Regions from separate parts of the Homo sapiens genome. Here regions 1 and 3 are each linked to region 2. A link is an interaction called in ENCODE POLR2A ChIA-PET data of the cell type or tissue named here. Cell type or tissue: Caco-2. All regions are shown on one strand. Links, peaks and the distances in the headings refer to the core of each region. The heading gives the core; the rest is flanking DNA.

What was found. Peaks named below come from ENCODE experiments on the same cell type or tissue, not always from the same donor. Only the 100,000 strongest peaks of a DNase experiment are listed, where the experiment ranks them.
Region 1: POLR2A ChIA-PET joins it to region 2 with 5 read pairs; 5 of 35 experiments call an interaction of 5 or more read pairs at or near these places.
Region 3: POLR2A ChIA-PET joins it to region 2 with 6 read pairs; 8 of 35 experiments call an interaction of 5 or more read pairs at or near these places.

The regions. Positions count from the first base shown.
Region 1 is chr11:119,068,739-119,073,738 of GRCh38, forward strand. VPS11 (VPS11 core subunit of CORVET and HOPS complexes) reads left to right here. Exons shown (of 16, transcript NM_021729.6): 2 at 458-606; 3 at 704-839; 4 at 1,496-1,659; 5 at 2,858-3,105; 6 at 4,460-4,661. Among named protein-coding and RNA genes, the nearest start is that of VPS11, 3.4 kb to the left of the region's middle. In Caco-2, for the core only: no CTCF peak of the experiment used is centred there; no DNase peak of the experiment used is centred there; H3K4me3 peaks cover 31 bases.
Region 2 is chr11:118,622,932-118,630,210 of GRCh38, forward strand. PHLDB1 (pleckstrin homology like domain family B member 1) reads left to right here. Exons shown (of 23, transcript NM_001144758.3): 5 at 2,003-2,128; 6 at 4,374-5,719. Among named protein-coding and RNA genes, the nearest start is that of MIR6716, 17 kb to the right of the region's middle. In Caco-2, for the core only: no CTCF peak of the experiment used is centred there; DNase peaks (open chromatin) are centred at 3,210 and 5,040.
Region 3 is chr11:118,803,217-118,810,495 of GRCh38, forward strand. No RefSeq gene overlaps it. Among named protein-coding and RNA genes, the nearest start is that of DDX6, 16 kb to the left of the region's middle. In Caco-2, for the core only: no CTCF peak of the experiment used is centred there; no DNase peak of the experiment used is centred there.

The DNA of each region.
Region 1 (5,000 bases), core at 1-5,000, 440 kb after region 2:
CCCGGCGCACTAAATTTTTTTCTTTTTTTTGAGACGGACTTTCACTCTTGTTGCACAGGCTGGAGTGCAATGGCATGATCTGGGCACACTGCAACCTCCGCCTCCCGGGTTCAAGCAATTCTCCTGCCTCAACCTCCTGAGTAGCTGAAATTACAGGCACGCACCATTATACCTGGCTAATTTTTGTATTTTTAGTAGAGACAGGTTTCACCATGTTGGCCAGGCTGGTCTCGAACCCCTGACCTCAGGTGATCCGCACCCCCCCCCCCCCCCGGCCTCCCAAAGTGCTGGGATTACAGGTGTGAGTCACCGCGCCTGGCCTCACTCTTTTTAAGATAAGGAGTATGTGGGAAAATCCTTGAAAATTTTAGAGTTATATACATGTAATTGTTATCTGAGTTCTGGTCTGAATGTAAGTATCTCTCCTTGGAAAGGAGGCTCCTTGACTACCCTGCACATATGGAAGGCCAGATCTGGTTCTTGCCACGTTCCCTACAGCTTACAGGCTTCCAAGCCTACAAACTACGGGTGACACACCTGTACCAACTGAAGCAGCACAATATTCTGGCATCTGTTGGAGAAGATGAAGAGGGCATCAACCCCTTGGTGAGTCCCAGCAGGGAAATGGGAAAGATCCAGAAGCCTAGGAATGATTTTTTGTTGGAGGATGACTAGCATTTACACTTCTGAGGTCTGTCCACAGGTTAAGATCTGGAACCTGGAGAAGAGAGATGGTGGCAATCCACTCTGCACTCGAATCTTCCCTGCTATTCCAGGAACAGAGCCAACTGTTGTATCTTGTTTGACTGTCCATGAAAATCTCAACTTTATGGCCATTGGTAAACAGAAGGCAAAACTAACCCTCCTAGATTTGTTATAGATTTTCTTCAGAGTTGCTTCTGCCTCTCATCTTTACTGTTTTCAGGAGACCACTTTGTACTGAACTGAGGCCTTTGCGATATTAAATTTTGGAATGGGGGCCAGGCGCGGTGGCTCATGCCTGTAATCCCAGCACCTTGGGAGGCTGAGGTGGGCGGATCACCTGAGATTGGGAGTTTGAGATCAGCCTGACCAACATGGAGAAACCCCATCTCTACTAAAAATACAAAATTAGTTGGGTGTAGTGGCACATGCCTGTAATCCCAGCTACTAGGGAGGCTGCGGCAGGAAAATCACTTGAACCTGGGAGGCGGAGTTTGCAGTGAGCCAAGATCGCGCCATTGCACTGTAGCCTGGGCAACAAGAGCAAAACTCTGTCTCAAAATAAATAAATAAATAAATAAATAAATAAAATAAATAAAGTTTGGAATGGGAAGGCATTTAATTTTGTTCTTTGAAAATGTGTCAGTGAGTACCAATATTCAGGTTAACCATTAGAGAGGTTGGGTATATGGAGAAAGCTTGTCACTTCTGAGTGCCTCAAGTGGTCTTTTTTCCCCTCTCCACTTCCTGATCTTTTCAGCCTTACTGAAGTAATTTTCTTGTTTTCTTACAGGTTTCACAGATGGCAGTGTTACATTGAACAAAGGAGACATCACCCGGGACCGGCATAGCAAGACCCAGATTTTGCACAAGGGCAACTATCCTGTAACTGGATTGGCCTTTCGCCAAGCAGGAAAGACCACTCACTTGTTTGTTGTGACAACAGAGAACGTCCAGGTATGACCAAGGCCTCCACTCTTAGGAGCAGGCAGGGAGGGCTTCTCCATTGTTCAGGGGGATAGGGTAATGAAGTGACAGGAAAGGTGGGAGTGTTAAAGTTTTAATCATATAATTCGAATCATTTGCCTAGCTTTGTATTTTATTTTTTTGCCTAGGAAGCTGGAAAGAGTTAGACTCTGGGCTTGTAGTAAAAAGATGTGAATTTTCTTTCTTTTTTTTTTTTGAGACCGAGTCTCACTGTGTTGCTCAGGCTGGAGTGCAGTGGCGAGATCTTGACTCACTGTAACCTCAGTCTCCCAGGTTCAAGCAATTCTCCTGCCTCAGCCTCCTGAGTAGCTGGGATTACAGGCACACACCAGCATGTCCAGCTAATTTTTGTATTTTTAGTAGAGACAGGGTTTCACCATGTTGGCCAGTCTGGTCTCCAACTCCTGACCTCAGGTGATCCACCCACCTTGGCCTTCCAAAGTGCTGAGATTACAGGCGTGAGCCACCGCACTCGGCCTTGAATTTTATTTCTAACTAGCTTTTTTTTTTTTTTTCTTTGAGACAGGATCTTGCTGTGTAACCCAGGCTAGAGTGCAATGGTGCTGTCTCAGCTCACTGCAACCTCTGCCTCCTGGGCTCAAGTGATCCTCCCACCTCAGCCTCCTGAGTACGTGGGATTACAGGCATGTGTCACCATGCCTGGCTAATTTTTGTATTTTTTCTAGATATGGGGGTTTCACCATGTTGCCCAGGCTGATCTCGAACTCCTGGGCCCAAGCAATCCACCTGCCTCAACCACCCAAAGTGCTGGAATTACAGGCATGAGCCACTGCACCGGCCTATTTTCTAACTAACTTTTTAAATGACGTTGGACAAGTATCTTTACCTTTCTTGTTCCTGGTGCCCCAGATTTACAACAGTCTACTCTCTCAGGAATACTCTTGATAAAGTAGTAGATTATTACATTTTTCTTACTTGCAGAATTTCTGTACTAGATAGTGATAATATATACAGAGAAAGAAATTGTGATCTCTGGTTATATATTTAATAGATGGGTAATGGTTAATGAAGAAGGCCAGCAGCCAAGAGAAAGACTTTAGAATGCCAAGAGGGAAAAAAGAGCCAGTATGGAGATGGGAATACCTTTGTGAAGGCTTAGAGTTACCTCCTCAAAGGAGCCTGTTAACCCCTTTGTTGCTTCTGGCAGTCCTATATAGTTTCTGGAAAAGACTACCCTCGCGTGGAGTTGGACACCCATGGTTGTGGCCTGCGCTGCTCAGCCCTAAGTGACCCTTCTCAGGACCTGCAGTTCATTGTGGCCGGGGATGAGTGTGTCTACTTGTACCAGCCTGATGAACGTGGGCCCTGCTTCGCCTTTGAGGGCCATAAGCTCATTGCCCACTGGTTTAGAGGCTACCTTATCATTGTCTCCCGTGACCGGAAGGTTTCTCCCAAGTAAGGACTCAGTGAGAAGGGACAGGGAGAGGGCTGGACTTGTTCCCCAGAATCCGCCTGATTTTAAAATCCTAATGCCTGGATACTGCCAATCTCCTACTCCTACTCCGGTGTTATGTAGGTAACATTTCTGTTTTTTTTTTTTGAGATGGAGTCTCGCTCTGTCACCCAGGAGTGCAGTGGCGTGATCTCGGCTCACTGCAGCCTCGCCTCCTGGGTTCCAGTGATACTCCTGCCTCAGCCTCCTGAATAGCTGGGATTACAGGCATGTGCCACCACGCCTGGCTACTTTTTGTATTTTCAGTAGAGACGAGGTTTCACCATGTTGGCCAGGCTGGTGTCAGACTCCTGACCTCAAGTGATCTACCCGCCTCGGCCTCCCAAAGTACTGGGATTACAGGTGTGAGCCACTGCACCCAGCCAGTGACACTTATAGCTAGAGTTGGTTACAATGCTTTTTTTAACTGAAAAATGGATGTTTTTACTGCAGGTATTTGCTACATAGCCCTAGCATACTAGAATGCTCCAGGGAATTTGGACCTGCTTTTTTTGTTCTGTTTTGTTTGAGATGGAGTCTCGCTCTATTGCCCAGGCTGGAGTGCAGTGGCGCGATCTCGGCTCACTGCAAGCTCCGCCTCCCGGGTTCACGCCATTCTCCTGCCTCAGCCTCCCGAGCAACTGGGACTACAGGTGCCCGCCCCCATGCCCGGCTAATTTTTTGTATTTTTATTAGAGACGGGGTTTCACCGTGTTAGCCAGGATGGTCTCGATCTCCTGACCTCGTGATCTGCCTGCCTCGTCCTCCCAAAGTGCTGGGATTACAGGCGTGAGCCACTGCGCCCGGCCTTGTTTTGTTTTTTAACTCTTTTGTCAAAATAAATTGGGCAGAGGAACAAGGGATTCAGCAGTGGAGAAATTAGAAAGTGCTGGGAAACGTAGGATGCAAGTTTTCTGTTTTGTTTTGGTTTTATTTTTTTAAGGGGTAAGTGGGGTCTTCTGCATGATGAAAGTACTCCCTGTTAGATGCTGGTTTGTTTTGCTTTCATTCAGTTCCAGGCACAGTGTTTTACATATACCATGTATTGGATTATTATTTTCTAAATGAATGGATATGTTAGTGTACTTAATTTTCTAATCTGTTACTTGGGTTAATTGTAGGATCCTAAAGGGTAAGATCAGGTTTATGTGTTCTCTATGTACAACTACCGGCACAGCGCTGCATGTTATGGGATGAGAGGGACCAGAGAGGTGATTTGTGCTGGGTGAAATGTGCACCAAAGTTATCATGGGAAAGGAAATAGGGGAGATAAGACAGAGATGTCCAAACATCTGGTGCTTTTTCTTTCCTATGCAGGTCAGAGTTTACCAGCAGGGATTCACAGAGCTCCGACAAGCAGATTCTAAACATCTATGACCTGTGCAACAAGTTCATAGCCTATAGCACCGTCTTTGAGGATGTAGTGGATGTGCTTGCTGAGTGGGGCTCCCTGTACGTGCTGACGCGGGATGGGCGGGTCCACGCACTGCAGGAGAAGGACACACAGACCAAACTGGAGGCAAGGCCACCAGGCTCGCAGAGCTGGCCACAGGCACCTAGAAGCAGCTGCAGGAGCAGGTTCCCCAAGTCATATTGGCCAGGGTGTTTCCCTCCTTGTGGGTCACAGCCTTACTCAGCTTCCTTAGGGTAGGATTATAAGGTAAATGGCCTGGGATGGGGCTTTAGAGGGAAGTAGTGGCTGGGAGCCTGAGCCCACTCTAAGGGTTCACTTTGTTTCCAGAGAACCTTATGAAATAAGATGATACTGATCTTGGGGATATCTGGTAGCTCTTGGTTTGTCTAGGATCTAGGCAGATCAGAAATCCAGGACTTTCTGTTTTGTGTGTTGTGCGCACAT
Region 2 (7,279 bases), core at 1,113-6,112:
GGAGGGCCTTTGTGTATGCCAGGATAGTGAGTGGCTTTATCCACTATGGTTATCTGCCATGGGCTTCTCAGCCTACTAAACCCCCAACCCAAGCAATGCCCAGGATCCCAGGAACAGGCTCCTGAGCTTCTCAGTAAGGGACCTGCCAAGGTACTCACGTGGCCTGGGATGCCTCTTGCCCTTGCGGCCTGCCTGAGCTGAACTGTCTCAGCGTCCAGGAATGTAGACTTCTCTGCCAGTCTTAGCTCAGACTGGCGTGAAGCTTGGGGTGCCAAGTGGCACCAGATTGGGTAGACAGGAGGCTGAGGCCGGGGGCCAGGGGTGTGGACAAATTGGAAGGATTGGTGGTAGAGAGCAACAGGGCTCTGGCTTCTCCCAACATAGTATCTTCTGCAGTAGCCCTCCAGCACCTGGTGTGGCTGGGAGGTGGAGTTCTGCTAGCTACAGTTAGGCGCCTGTGGGCACATCTGCCACTGTGCACACTCCAGGTGCCCCTGGCTACATTTTCCAGCTCCCACATGCCCTCCCCCTCCAGGTACTCACACTTCCCGGGCAGGACTGGGCTTGTGTCTACTGCCTGGGAATGTGCTTGGCTGAGGCCGGGCCTGGTGGCCTAGTCTTGGCCTGATGCCAGGGGAGACCAGGGAGCATGCAGAGGGTGCTTAGTCAGAAAGAAAGGTGGTGGTCGCTCCCTAGACTTGCAGTGCACAGCTCTCCTAAGGTCACAAAACAAGAAAGAGTGGGAGCAAATTCAGGACCCCCCCGGTTCATCTGACTGATCCATGGTTTTTCCCCTTGTTCCCTATCTCAGTTTTTTTTTGTGACCCTGGAAGTTGCTGCCTCTCAGACTGACTCTTCTACCCTTCTACCCAAGGGGCAGATAGATGGATCATGGATACAGGCTGGGGTTGGGGGACAGGTGTGTCTGTGTTCTCTGAACATTTGTGTGTGTGTGTGTGTGTGTGTGTGTGTGTGTGTGTGTGTGTGAGACGGAGTTTCGCTCTGTTGCCCAGGCTGGAGTGCAGTGGTGTGATCTCGGCTCACTGCAGCCTCTGCCTCCTGGATTCAAGCAATTCTCTTGCCTCAGCCTCCCAAGTAGCTAGGACTACAGGCGCACGCCACCACCCCCAGCTAAGTTTTGTATTTTGAGTAGAGACGGAGTTTCACCATGTTGGCCAGGCTGGTCTCGAACTGCTGACCTCAGGTGATCCGCCCGCCTTGGCCTCCCAAAATGCTGGAATTACAGGTGTGAGCCACCATGCCTGGCCTCTCTGAATATATTTTTACAGAGTACTTTCACATACACTGTCTTATTAACCCTACAAGATCAGTGGTATTGTCCCCATTTTTCTGATTAAGAGAACTAGATTCAGAGGTGAAGTTACTTCACCCAGAGATCTCACAGCTAGTAAGAAGAGGAATTAGGACGAGGACTCAGATCTTGGGACTCACTCACCAGTGCTTTTTCTACTCTGTCTTGTGCTGCGGAGCCCTGGAGGTGCCCATCTCAAGCACAGGCAAGGTCAGGTGTGGACTGTGTGGACTCTGAGAGCAGATGAGGATGGGTCTTTAGAGCTGAGGTGAGCCTGCTAGTGCTGTGAGGTGGGGTAACTTCAGTCCTGCCTGCCCTTCCAAGTGTTTTCTCTCTTTCTTCCTTTCTTTTTTTTTTTTTTTTTTTTTTTTTTTTGAGACAGAGTTTAGCTCTTGTCATGTAGGCTGGAGTGCAGTGGCATGATCTCAGCTCACTGCAACCTCCGCTTCCTGGGTTCAAGCTATTCTCTGATCTCAGTCTCCTGAGTAGCTGGGATTATGGGATTACAGGCGTCCACCACCACACCCGGCTAATTTTTGTATTTTTAGTAGAGACGGGACTTCACCACATTGGCCAGGCTGGTCTCCAACTCCCGACCTCAGGTGATCCACCCTCCTCCGCCTCCAAAAGTGTTGGGATTACAGGTGTGAGCCACCACACCTGGTCTTCAAGTGTTTGCTTTCTCTGCAGGCTGCATGTTGTGCCTGGGTCAGTCCACCTTCCTTCGCTTTAACCACCCGGCTGAAGCCAAGTGGATGAAAAGCATGATTCCAGCAGGGGGCCGAGCCCCTGGGCCCCCCTACAGCCCTGTTCCTGGTAGGTACCGACGGGGGCAGGGTGCTGGGTTGATGGTGTTCCTGCAGCAGTCCTCCTCCTTGCTCACTTCAGCCACACTTGGAGTGTTAGGGCAAGACAATACCTAAGGTCTGGGCTCACTGCCACCTGCCATGGGCGGGTGGAGAATGCCAGGCAGTGGGGCCACTGAGAGCTAACCAAGGCAGTGCTGCTTAGCTAAAATTGGGAAATTATGTGCCTCGAGGGATGGCAAGCTCTGCCAGCTTGTACCCCACTGCCCTGGAGGATGCCACTCAGTGTCTGGAACTCTGGCCCACTTGTGTCACCACAGGGAGCCTCACCCTCTAGGGTACCCTGAGGGGCAGAAGGAAGCATTAGGTTGAACTCCCTGTAAGCTGTGGTGGGGATCATGTCCTTGGGCCTCGCCCAACCCTCACTCCATGCCCTGCCCGCTGATGACTCAGTGGAGCAGCTGTATTTTGTGTGTGAATTATTGATCCCCAGAAGAGAATTGGTGATTGTTCTGGGGAACCAACACAGGCCCCCTCAGCCCAGCTGCACAGGGGGGCAGGAGGGGTGCAGACCAGGAGGCTATTATGGGTTTACCATCTCAGACTTTGCACTGGCATTTAGATGGCTATGGGGTGACAGGTGCTGGGACAGATGGACATGGATGTCAGGTACACCTAGTGGGGTGGTATCAGCAGCCTAAGTGGATAGCCTGGGGACCTGAAGAAAGGTGAGTGATCACTGGGATTATCAGTATCCATGGCATCCCCTCTGACTATATCCCACACAGTCTCCATAATTTTGGACCCAAACTCAGTCTTGCAAAGGCTTTCCCTTCTCTTTTCCCTACCCTCGATCTTTTCCAGTCCTCTGGGGGCTCAGAAGCCTGGGTTCCCAGTCTACTCCCTAGTTAATTTTACCCTGCCCCCACCCCAGCCTTGTCATGTCACTCCCTTAGCTGTTTGGGGCAGTGGTTCCAGGGACTCCTATATGGTTGACTAGTGCTGGGGCATGGCAAAAGCAGGCTCTTGCTGGCATGGCTTAATGGGATAATTGGAGGCACTGAGCTTCACCTCCTTGCTGGCAGCCTGGCTTCCAGGAACCAGCCATTAGCACTAGCTCCCTCCCCTGCCTCTGATTGGACGAAGTGGTGCAGCACACACCCCTCACCCAGCCCTGCAGGCTTTTTTCTTTTTCTTTTTTTTTTTTTACCCCTGGGCCTCTGGTTCCTACATTGGGAGGCCCTGACATCCTATTAGACTAGGAGCCCCTGGAACTTCTGGCCAGCTCTGCAGCAGGCGCCCATCTTCTTTGTATAATGCCTTCTGTTTTCTTTTTTCTTTTTTTTTGTTTTGAGATGGAGTCTCACTCTGTCGCCCAGGCTGCAGTGCAGTGGCGCGATCTCGGCTCACTGCAACCTCCGCCTCCTGGGTTCAAGTGATTTTCCTGCCTCAGCCTCCCGAGTAGCTGGGACTACAGGTGCATGCCACCACACCCGGCTAATTTTTTATTTTTAGTAGAGATGGGGTTTCACCATGTTGGCCAGGCTGGTCTCGAACTCCTGACCTCAGGTGATACATCCATTTCGGCTTCACAAAGTGCTGGGATTACAGGCGTGAGCCACCACGCCTGGCCTCTTTTTTTTTTGAGACAGTCTTGCTGTGTCACCCAGGCAGTTCTCAGCTCACTGCAACTTCCTGGGTTCAAGCGATTCTCATACCTCAGCCTCCTGAGTAGTTGGGATTACAGACATGTGCCACCATACCCAGCTAATTTTTTGTATTTTTATTAGAGGTGGGGTTTCACCATGTTGGCCAGGCTGGTCTTGAACTCCTGTCCTCAAGTGATCTGCCCGCCTTGGCCTCCCCAAGTGTTGGGATTACAGGCGTGAGCCACCGTGCCTGGCCTACGTGCCCTTCTTGAGGAGGGATATAGGATATAGATTGGAGGAGTCTAGTCTTGGGGTGAATTGACAACAATAGTCTTAGAAGTGCCTATCATTGTTAACTGTTTTAAGTCACAGGCAGGAAGGCCCTGCCGATTCCCTTCCTTTACAGAAGGAGAAACTGAGGACAAGTGACTTGGCTAAGGTTGCATAGCAGGTCAGTGGCAGAGCTAGCTGGTACCAGAACCACATCTCCTGGCTTCTTCTCCAGAGCCTTGTTAGCCTCACTGTGCTAGGAGGAGGGGGGCTAGTGCTCTGGCTTTTATGCATATGCAGCTCCCTAAAGTCAAAGACCTTTGCATTTCCCTCCAGCAGAATCAGAAAGTCTGGTAAATGGGAACCACACCCCACAGACTGCAACACGGGGACCCTCTGCCTGTGCCAGCCACAGTTCCCTGGTGAGCTCTATTGAGAAGGACCTGCAAGAGATCATGGACTCACTGGTGCTAGAGGAGCCTGGAGCTGCTGGCAAGAAGCCTGCCGCAACCTCTCCACTGTCACCGATGGCTAATGGTGGGCGCTACCTGCTGTCTCCCCCAACCAGCCCCGGCGCCATGTCTGTGGGCTCCAGCTATGAGAACACCTCTCCAGCCTTCTCTCCACTCTCTTCACCAGCCAGCAGTGGAAGCTGTGCCAGTCACTCACCCAGTGGGCAAGAGCCAGGACCTTCTGTGCCCCCGCTGGTACCTGCCCGTTCCTCCAGCTACCATCTGGCCCTACAGCCCCCACAGTCCCGCCCAAGTGGTGCTCGCTCCGAGAGTCCTCGGCTGAGCAGGAAAGGGGGCCATGAGAGGCCTCCCAGCCCTGGCCTCCGGGGTCTGCTGACAGACAGCCCTGCAGCTACTGTCTTGGCGGAGGCCCGGAGAGCCACTGAGAGCCCCCGGCTGGGTGGGCAGCTGCCTGTGGTGGCCATCAGCCTGAGTGAATACCCAGCTTCTGGTGCTCTCAGTCAACCCACCAGCATTCCTGGCAGCCCCAAGTTTCAGCCTCCAGTCCCTGCTCCCCGAAACAAGATTGGCACACTCCAGGACCGCCCTCCCAGCCCTTTCCGTGAGCCTCCAGGCAGTGAGCGGGTGCTAACAACCAGCCCCTCACGCCAACTGGTGGGCCGAACATTTTCAGATGGGTTAGCCACCCGTACCCTGCAGCCTCCTGAGAGTCCCCGCCTGGGCCGGCGGGGCCTGGACAGTATGCGAGAACTACCCCCCTTAAGTCCATCTCTGTCCCGGCGAGCTCTCTCCCCGCTGCCCACCCGGACCACCCCAGATCCCAAGCTAAACAGGGAAGTGGCAGAGAGTCCTCGGCCCCGGCGCTGGGCAGCCCATGGGGCTTCACCAGAGGACTTCTCCCTGACGCTGGGGGCACGGGGCCGTAGGACACGGAGCCCCTCACCCACACTGGGTGAGTCTCTGGCACCCCACAAGGGCAGCTTCAGTGGCAGGCTGAGCCCAGCCTACAGTCTGGGCTCTCTTACTGGGGCTTCACCCTGCCAGAGTCCCTGTGTCCAGAGGAAGCTCTCCAGCGGGGACTTGCGGGTGCCTGTCACAAGGGAGCGGAAAAATAGCATCACAGAGATCAGTGACAATGAGGACGACCTCCTGGAGTACCACCGGCGACAGCGCCAAGAGCGGCTCCGGGAGCAGGAGATGGAGAGGCTGGTGAGCGGGTGCCAGGGAGGCTTGCCACTGTCCATGGCAGAGTCTCTGCCAGGGCTCGAGCAGGCCAGCTGGCAGAGCAGGAGAGGCCCTCAAACAGGGCTTCGGCTTCTCAAGGTTCCCCACCTCCAGGATACACTTTAGTGATCAATATCTTATGGTTCTGGTGCCGTGAAGAAGAAATTCCTTTGAAATCTCTAAGACTTTATTTTAAATTCTTGCTAATTTTGCATTTATTCAACATAGCATTTGTTTTAATGTTAAATTAAATTTCACATTGTTTACCTGAGCACAGTGAAGCTCTAGGAAAACATACCACAGGTATGGTAAGACCTCGAACCTCCCAGTTTGAGAAGCAGTTGGTGATCATGAGTAGGCTGAAGCTCAGAGAGGGGAATGGCTTTGTCCAAGGTCACACAGCAAGTTCTGGCAGAGCTAGAATTGGAACCCAGGTCCCCTGTCTGACTCTTTCTGAGACTTGTTCTTTAGAAAAGTACCTTGTCCTTCTTTTTTGCTTGTCTTTGGCCTCTACAAGTGGGTGGGAGCTGCTCATCCTGGCCCAGGCAGTATCATCTAGGAGTGCAGGTGGCAGGGTAGAGGGACAGAGCAGGATAGGCAACCCTGGCCTGACCGTTAGCCAGCCTGTGTAATTGTGACTGTGTGTGTCCATGTGCATGCACGTGGGTGCATGCAGGGGCTGGGTGTGGCTCTAGGCAGCTGTCCTGGAGATGGCATCTGAGCTGGGTGGGGGCCAGGATTCCCCAGATAGCTCAGGGAGCTTAAGGGGCTCTGGCTGGTGTGTACACAGTCGAGCCCATGTACAGAAGAATGGATTCTGCCCTCTGTCCCTTACGAGCAGAACAGGGTTCTTTGGAAGGTGGGCAGGAACCCTGGGATTGGTTTGAGGAAGAGAACCAGAACTGATGAGAACCAGAACTGAAGCATCTGGAGATGCTTTTGGAAGAGGTTGGGACAGTTTTGGATGAGGGTATAGGATTGTGTGTTTGTGTTGGATGGGGGTGAGATGAGGCGGATCCCATCTTTTCCTTTGCTGCATCTTCTCTTCACTGTTTTTGCATTGGTCTAGACGGGAATGCATGGCCATTCTAAGCTGGGGTCTCATCCTGGAGAGGGGGCAGTGAGCCTGGCACAGGCAGAGTGGCAGGCACAGCCTCCCCCAACTCCTCCATCAGTTTTCCCACCCCCATTCCCACACATAAGCACACATCTTACCACTAGTCCTGACCTGCCTCACCTGCCACTTTAAGTCTTGGAGGCTGCCCGCCCTGCCCCTCCCACCTCAACCAGGCTGCTTATCTGGGTCCTGGGGCAGGGGTGGAGGCACTGGCCCAGCCTCCCAGGTGCCGAGGCTCTGTTCCGGTTTTTTTTTTTTTTTTTTGCCATGGAACTGGGCAAGCAACAGGAGGGAAGCTGGGTAAGTGTATGAGAACACCTCTCCAGCCTTCTCTCCACTTCCTGCGGTTTGGGTTCATGGCCAAACTGTAAGTGATGAGAGACACTTGAGGAGGTCTAGGGACCCTAGAGAGCCATGGAAGCCTCACA
Region 3 (7,279 bases), core at 1,012-6,011, 180 kb after region 2:
CCTCCTGAGTAGCTGGGATTATAGGCTTGCACCACCACGCCCGGCTAATTTTTGTATTTTTAGTATAGATGGGGTTTCACCATGTTGGTCAGGCTGGTCTCCAACTCCTGACCTCGTGATCTGCCCGCCTCGGCCTCCCAAAGGGCTGGGATTACAGGCATGAGCCACCGCTCCTGTCCAAGAGCTTTTTAAGGATATGCCCTCAGTGATATCTGTCAATGAGTGTAAAATACCCCGTGACCAGGACCAGGACACCATGCTGGATGCTGAAGGTTCAAATCCAGCTGTGTCACCTATTGGGAACCCAGCCAGGGATGTGCAGCATTCATTCCTTCAAGCTATCTAACCTATTACCTACTCAAGGCAGATGACTGCCTCATATTTAATGGAAAAATCAAGGTCATAGTGCTGAATGTTCCTCAATTTCCCTTCTCCTCTAGACCCGTCTTCCACTGAATCTGGTCTTAACCTCATTCCCTGATATCTCTTCCCTCCAGTACCCAAGAGCAGAGTTAATCACTTCCCAGTCATCTGTGCCACCATCGTGCAAATTTCTATTACTGCAAAGTAGCAGAGTTGATTTGGTTGTAGGTTTGCCTTCCACAAGAACTGAGTCTGTCTATGTCTTATTCTTCTTTGTGTGTCCAGCACCTCACATATGGCCTGGCATTTAGTAGGTGCTCAGTAAATGCTTACTGAAGGGGCTTTTGAGTTTTTGTTTTGTTTCATTTTTGAGACAGGGCCTCACTGTGGCTCAAGCTGGAGTGTAGTGGTGCGATCTTGGCTCGCTGCAGCTTCTGCCTACCAGGTTGAAGCGATTCTTGTGCCTCAGCCTCCTGAGTAACTGGGACTACAGGCCCTCACCAACAGGCCCAGCTAATTTTTGTATTTTTTGGTAGAGGCGGGGTTTCACCATATTGGCCAGGTTGATCTCCAACTCCTGACCTCAAATGATCCACCCTGCTCAGCCTCCCAAAGTGCTGGGATTACAGGCATGAGTCGCCGCACCTGGCTAGAAAGAGCTTTTGAATCAACTACTTCCCTTTAGTCTCCTCTTCAAAAATAAACTTTCCAAAAGACCTACACACTACCTCAATTTCCACTTCCTTATCCTAGATCTCTGTACATCTAATCTATCACCAAGCCCTATGAATTCAACCTCTAAAATATTTTCTGAATATGTCCACTCCTTGTTGCCCCATTGCCTCCACCTTCATCCAGACAGATATCTTTCATTGGCCTGTTTACTGCTGTAGTCTCCTAACTAGGGCTCCCTATTTATTCTCGTGTTAGCCCCCATCTATTCTGCGCACAGCCTTAGTGATTATTTTAATGTAAATGAAAGTATCATTACTCTGCATTTTCAGTTGCTTCCCAATGAGCTGAGGATACACTCCACATTCCCTGCTCTGGTCTACAAGGACCTACACAATCTGAATTCTACCAATCCCTCCCTCTTCAACTCATGCCATGCCCTAGTTGCTCATTCGGCTCCAGCCATGCTGGCCCTTAGAGGTTCGGATCAGCTCAACTCTTTCCCACTTCACAACCTTTGAATTTACTGTTTCCTCTATCTGGAGCACTCCTCCCCTCTCCTCACACAGCTGCTGCTTCTTATTCTTTTTTTTTTTTTTTTTTTTTTTAGATGGAGTTTCACTCGCCCAGGCTAGAATGCAGTGGCACGATCTCGGCTCACTGCAACCTCCGCCTCCTGGGTTCAAACAATTCTCCAGCCTCAACCTCCCGAGTAGCTGGGATTACAGGCACCCGCCACCATGCCCGACTAATTTTTGTATTTTTAGTAGAGACAGGGTTTCACCATGTTGGCCAGGCTGGTCTCGAACTCCTGACCTCAGGTGATCCGCCCGCCTCAGCCTCCCAAAGTGCTGGGATTACAGGCGTGAGCCACCGTGCCTGGCCAGAACTGGCTTCTTAAAACAAATTTATCAGCCAATTTATCCAAACTTCATGGATTGGCACACAAGATGTCTTCTTCCAATCCTAATTCCTTCCTCCCTGTCTCTCTTGGCACCCTCTTTCCCCTCCCTCTTTCATGCCTCACCTTTACAGAAATTCAGTTCAGTTTAATAACTATTAACTGGACATCCACTGTGTTCCAGGCACTGTACTTGACTATGGGGGAGAAAATATGAATGAAAACAGATAGCTGACTTCAAGGAATTTATATTCTATTAGTAGCAAAGGTAGATAGACATATGAACAAATATAACACAATGTTCCATTCCATAATGAAGATATATACTAAGGCTAGAAGAAGTACTGAGGAAAAAGTAATTAATTCTGCAAGGGTACAATGGCATGATGCTTCAGAGAAGGTTTCAAGATGAAATTCTGAGGATTTTGAAAGTTGGGTAGGAAATGGTCAGGTGGATCAAGGACGGAAAAACATTACTGGCCGAGTCAACAACAGGTTGACTAGGATCTGGAGTGAAGTCCCGCAAGTAGCTTTAGTGTGTATGTGTGTGTTGGGGAGAGAAGTGGTGATACCTGAGGCTGGAGAGGCATCAGGAGTCACTATATCAACAGCCTCTGTTTTGGGCTATGAAGTTTGGACATTATCTTATAGGTGAGGGGAACCATTAAAGATTTCGAAGCAGCAGCAGGATGACTTAATGGGACTTTAAGGACTATTACTCTGACAACCAAATAGAGATAGATTAAGAAGGGCCAAGCATATCAGTGAGGAGGTCCCTCATCATCTCTCAGACTATGATGGAAAATGGCTCCTAACTGATCTCTTTGGCCATCTAATCCATCCTCTACCCAGCAAGAAGAGAAAGAAGGAGAGAGAGCAGAATTCACTGAGCAGATAAGTTAAATGACAGGACCTGGGGATAGGTTGGATTTGGGGAGGAAGAAGATGGAAAGAATGATGTCTAGGTTACTAGGTCTGTGTACTTGATGAGGTTGGAGGCAATAGCAACTGTCAGAGTCTAAGAGAAAGAGCAGGTTTCATGGCGGGCATGGTAAATAATGCTTTCAGAGATGCATAAGTTGAATACTGAATCTGGGGTGCCTCTAGGGAACCTACCTGGCAATATGGGACTGGAGGTAGGAGAGAGGTCAGAGGTGGAGATAGGGAAGGTACCTTCTGCATAGAGATGGCAGTTAGAACCACAGGAGTAGACATGATCTCTCAGGGAAAGGTGGGTAAAGCTGGGAAGGGGGAGAAAGGATGAGCTCAGGAAAGAGCAACACCAGGTGGAGTCAGACAGTGGAACAGGATTTGGCAAGGTGGCTGTGAAGGGAGAGACAGGCAGAGGACAGGAAAAGAGTGGTGTTCCAGCAGCCAGAAGGAGAGGGGACTTCAGGAAGAAGGAGTGGTTGGGAATTTTAAGGAAGTAAGACGAGGGCCAAAAACTACTGTTGGTTTTGGCAACTGGAAAGTCATTGCTAACCTTGGCAAGAGCATTTCCAGTATAGCACCGGGGCAGAAGACAGATTTTAGTACGGTAATTGATATTGATAATAATACCTAATGTTTATTGACTGCTTGTTATGTACCAGGTGTGCGCTGTTTTATATGAATGATCTTATTTAATCCTCACAACAACCCTCCAAAGTGAGGCAGGCACAGTTATCTCTCTCTTTAGGGGGAGGGAAACAGGCTTAATCGTAAGAATCAGTTGGGGTATAAACCCAGGTCTGTCTGTCAAGAAACTCCATACTCCACTTGATCTTAGCCAAAAGGCCAAGAGGCAATACAAACTCCATACTCTTCATGACTCTTCTTTATCCTTTCTTTCAAGTGAATGGAAGGTGAGGAAGTGGGGACACAGTCTTTTAAGAATCTTGGCTGAGGTGGGGAGCAGTGGCTCACACCTGTAATCCTAGCATTTTGGGAGACCAAGGCTGGTGGATCACCTGAGGTCAGGAGTTTGAGACCAAGCTGGGTAGCATGGTGAAACCCCGTCTCTATTAAAAATACAAAAATTCGGCCGGGAGTGGTGGCTCAGGCCTGCAATCCCAGCACTTTGGGAAGCCGAGGCAGGCAGATCCCGATGTCAGGAGTCCAGGACTAGCCTGGCCGACATAGTGAACCCCCGTCTCTACTGAAAATACAAAAATTAGCCAGGAGTGGTGTCCCGCGCCTGTAGTCTCAGCTACTTGGGAGGCTTAGACAGGAGAATTGCTTGAGTCCGGGAGGCGGAGATTACAGTGAGCTGAGACCATGCCCTTGTACCCCAGTTCTGGGTGGCAGAGTGAGCTCCTGTCTCAAAAAAAAAAAAAAAAGCCAGGGGCGGTGGCTCATGCCTGTAATCCCAGCACTTTGGGAGGCCAAGGTGGGCAGATCACCTGAGGTCAAGAGTTCGAGACCAGCCTGGCCAACACGGCGGAACCCCATCTCTACTAAAAATACAAAAATTAGCCAGGCATGGTGGCAGGTGCCTGTAATCCCAGCTACTCAGGAGGCTGAGGTAGGAGAATCGCTTGAACCCAGGAGGCGGAGGTTGCAGTGAGCCAAGATCGTGCCATTGCACTCCAGCCCGGGGGACAAGAGCAAGACTTCATCTCAAAAACAAAAAAAAAATAAAAGCAGGATTCTTCATCATATTAGAATTTCAGATAAATGAAGAAGAAAAAAGAAAAAAATCATTCTGCTATAAAAACACATGCGCATGAATGTTCATTGCAGCACTATTCACAATAGCAAAGACATGTAATCAAACTAAATGCCCATTAATGATGGATTGGATAAAGAAGATGTGGCACATATGTACCATGGAATATTATGCAGCCATAAAAAATGAGATCATGTCTTTTGTGGGAACATAACTGGACTGGAGCTGGAGGCTATCATCCTTAGCAAATTAAGACAGGAACAGAGCCCCAGATATCACATGCTCTCACTTTTAAGTGGGAGCTAAATGATAAGAACTTATGAACACAAAGAAGGGAACAACAGACACTGGGGCCTACTTGAGAGTGGAGGGTGGGAGGAGGGAGAGGAGCAGAAGAGATCACTATTGGCTACTGGGCTTAATACCTGGGTGATGCAATAATATGTACAACAAACACTCATGACACATGTTTACCTACGTAACAAACCTTCACATATACCCCCAAACCAAAAATAAAAGTTAAAAAAAAAGTGTAGACATATATGCATACTCCTTAGCTCTATGCACCAAGACAGTTTGGAAATGGTCATACTCTAATAGCAGTTAACACCCCTAGTCCCAAATCTTGGTCTCTAAATACCGTTCTCCACTAAAAGAAACCAGGGATCCTTGGAGAAATGATTGATTTCAGGGCTGAGACAAGGAAAGTACAAGATGAACTCAGACCATCTTGCTGTGGCAGAAAGTAAAGAAGTGCTTAAAGAATGACAGAGATATGTCAACAGGATGTCAAAGGGGCTTGAAGGGGGCTCCCCTAACCAACTCTGAGCATCAAAATAAATAATGACAGTAAAAGGTCATAATCTATCAAATGAAGTGGGAATCCACATGTTCATACTGATAAGAATAAAAGAATACATAAACAAATGAGAACATCTTTCTTTACAGCAGAATAACAACTAATAAATTTAGAAGGAACAATGAAATTGAAAAAACCACTATTAGGCAAACTTCATAGTAATAATTCATTCAGCAAAAAAAAAAAACTAAAAATAGTGAGGAAAACTATGATAAGGAACAGGATATGTACCTCAAAGAAGTACCTTTCCACAAAACACTTACTAATTACAAAGGGCAAAAGAGTAACTTTACAGTGGAAAGACCTAGCAGACACCACCTTAATCCAGGTCAAAGTTAACATTCTGGTGAGGTTTGGATTAAAAACAAATCAAATATGCAAACAAAATAAACGATTGTATCAAATTTTTTTTAAAAAGAGAACAAAGTTAACATTCTCAATAATGGTACAAATTGAAATCAGGTACCACCAGATGGGAGGCAATAACACAGTATCACTTCTGTCCTATTCCTGCCAAAAAAAAAGAAACACTGAGAAATTGTTCCAGATTGAAAGAAACATGAGCCAGGTGTGCAGTGGCTCACGCTTGTAATCCCAGCACTTTGGGAGGCTGAGGCGGGCAGATCACCTGAGGTCAGGAGTTTGAGACCAGCCTGGCCAACGTGGCAAAACCCCGTCTCTACTAAAAATAAAAAAAATAGCTGCGTGCGGTGGCAGGTACCTGTAGTCCCAACTATTTGGAAGGCTGAGACAGGAGAATCGCTTGTACCCAGGCTGTGGAGGTTGCAGTGAGCTGAGATCTCGCCACTGCACTCTGGCCTGGGTGACAGAGCAAGACTCCATCTCAATTAAAAAAAAGAGAGAGAAAAGAAAAGAAAGAAAGAAACATGAAAACAAATGCAATGCATGGTCCTGGAAGAGACCCTTTTAATATAAAGGACAGTATTAGGGCCGGGCATGGCAGCTCACACCTGTAACCTAGCACTTTAGGAGGCTGAGGGAGGAGGATTGCTTGAGCCCAAGAGTTCAAGACCAGCCTGGGCAATATAGGGACCTATCTCTATGAAAAACTTTTTTAAAAATTTGCCAGGCATGGTTGTGCACATCTGTACTCCTAGCTACTCAGGAGGCTGAGGCAGGAGGATCCCTTGGGAAGAACAGTTCCAGACTATGCTATGATGGCACCACTGCACTCCAGTCTGGGCAATAGAGTGAGACCCTGTCTGAAAAAAAAAGGGGGGGTAGGGGGGACAGTAGTGGGACAATTAGAGAAATCTGATCTGGGCCTGTGGGTTAGATGGCTGTCATATACTTGTTTGAGTGTGTACTCATGTTGGGAGGATGGGCATTGTGTTGGAAATTTAATCTTGGATGGTTCAGAAAAAAAGTTCTTGAAATTTTTTTTAAATTTAAAATTCTTTCAGCATAAAATGAAAAATAAAATTTTAAAATCTATCAGTAATTCCTCTGATAAATAAGATAAGCTATTGAATTAATGGAACAAAAACAGTACACATAAAGAGAAACTTTCATAAACAAGAAAGAGCTCTTGGAAATTAAAAATATGATAGAAAATTTGTTTAAGTGTTCAACAGAAAATGTACAAAGTAAAATTGAAGAAATCTTAGAGATAAAAGACAAACATAGAAAACAGAGGAGGATGGCCGGGTGCGGTAACTCATACCTGTAATTCTGGCACTTTGGGAGGCCAAGGCAGGAGGATCACTTGAGCCCAGGAGTTCAAGACCAGCCTTGGCAACACAGTGAGTCCATGTCTCTACAAAAAATTTAAAAATTAGCTGGGTGCGGTGGCAGTCACCTATAGTCCCAGGTACTA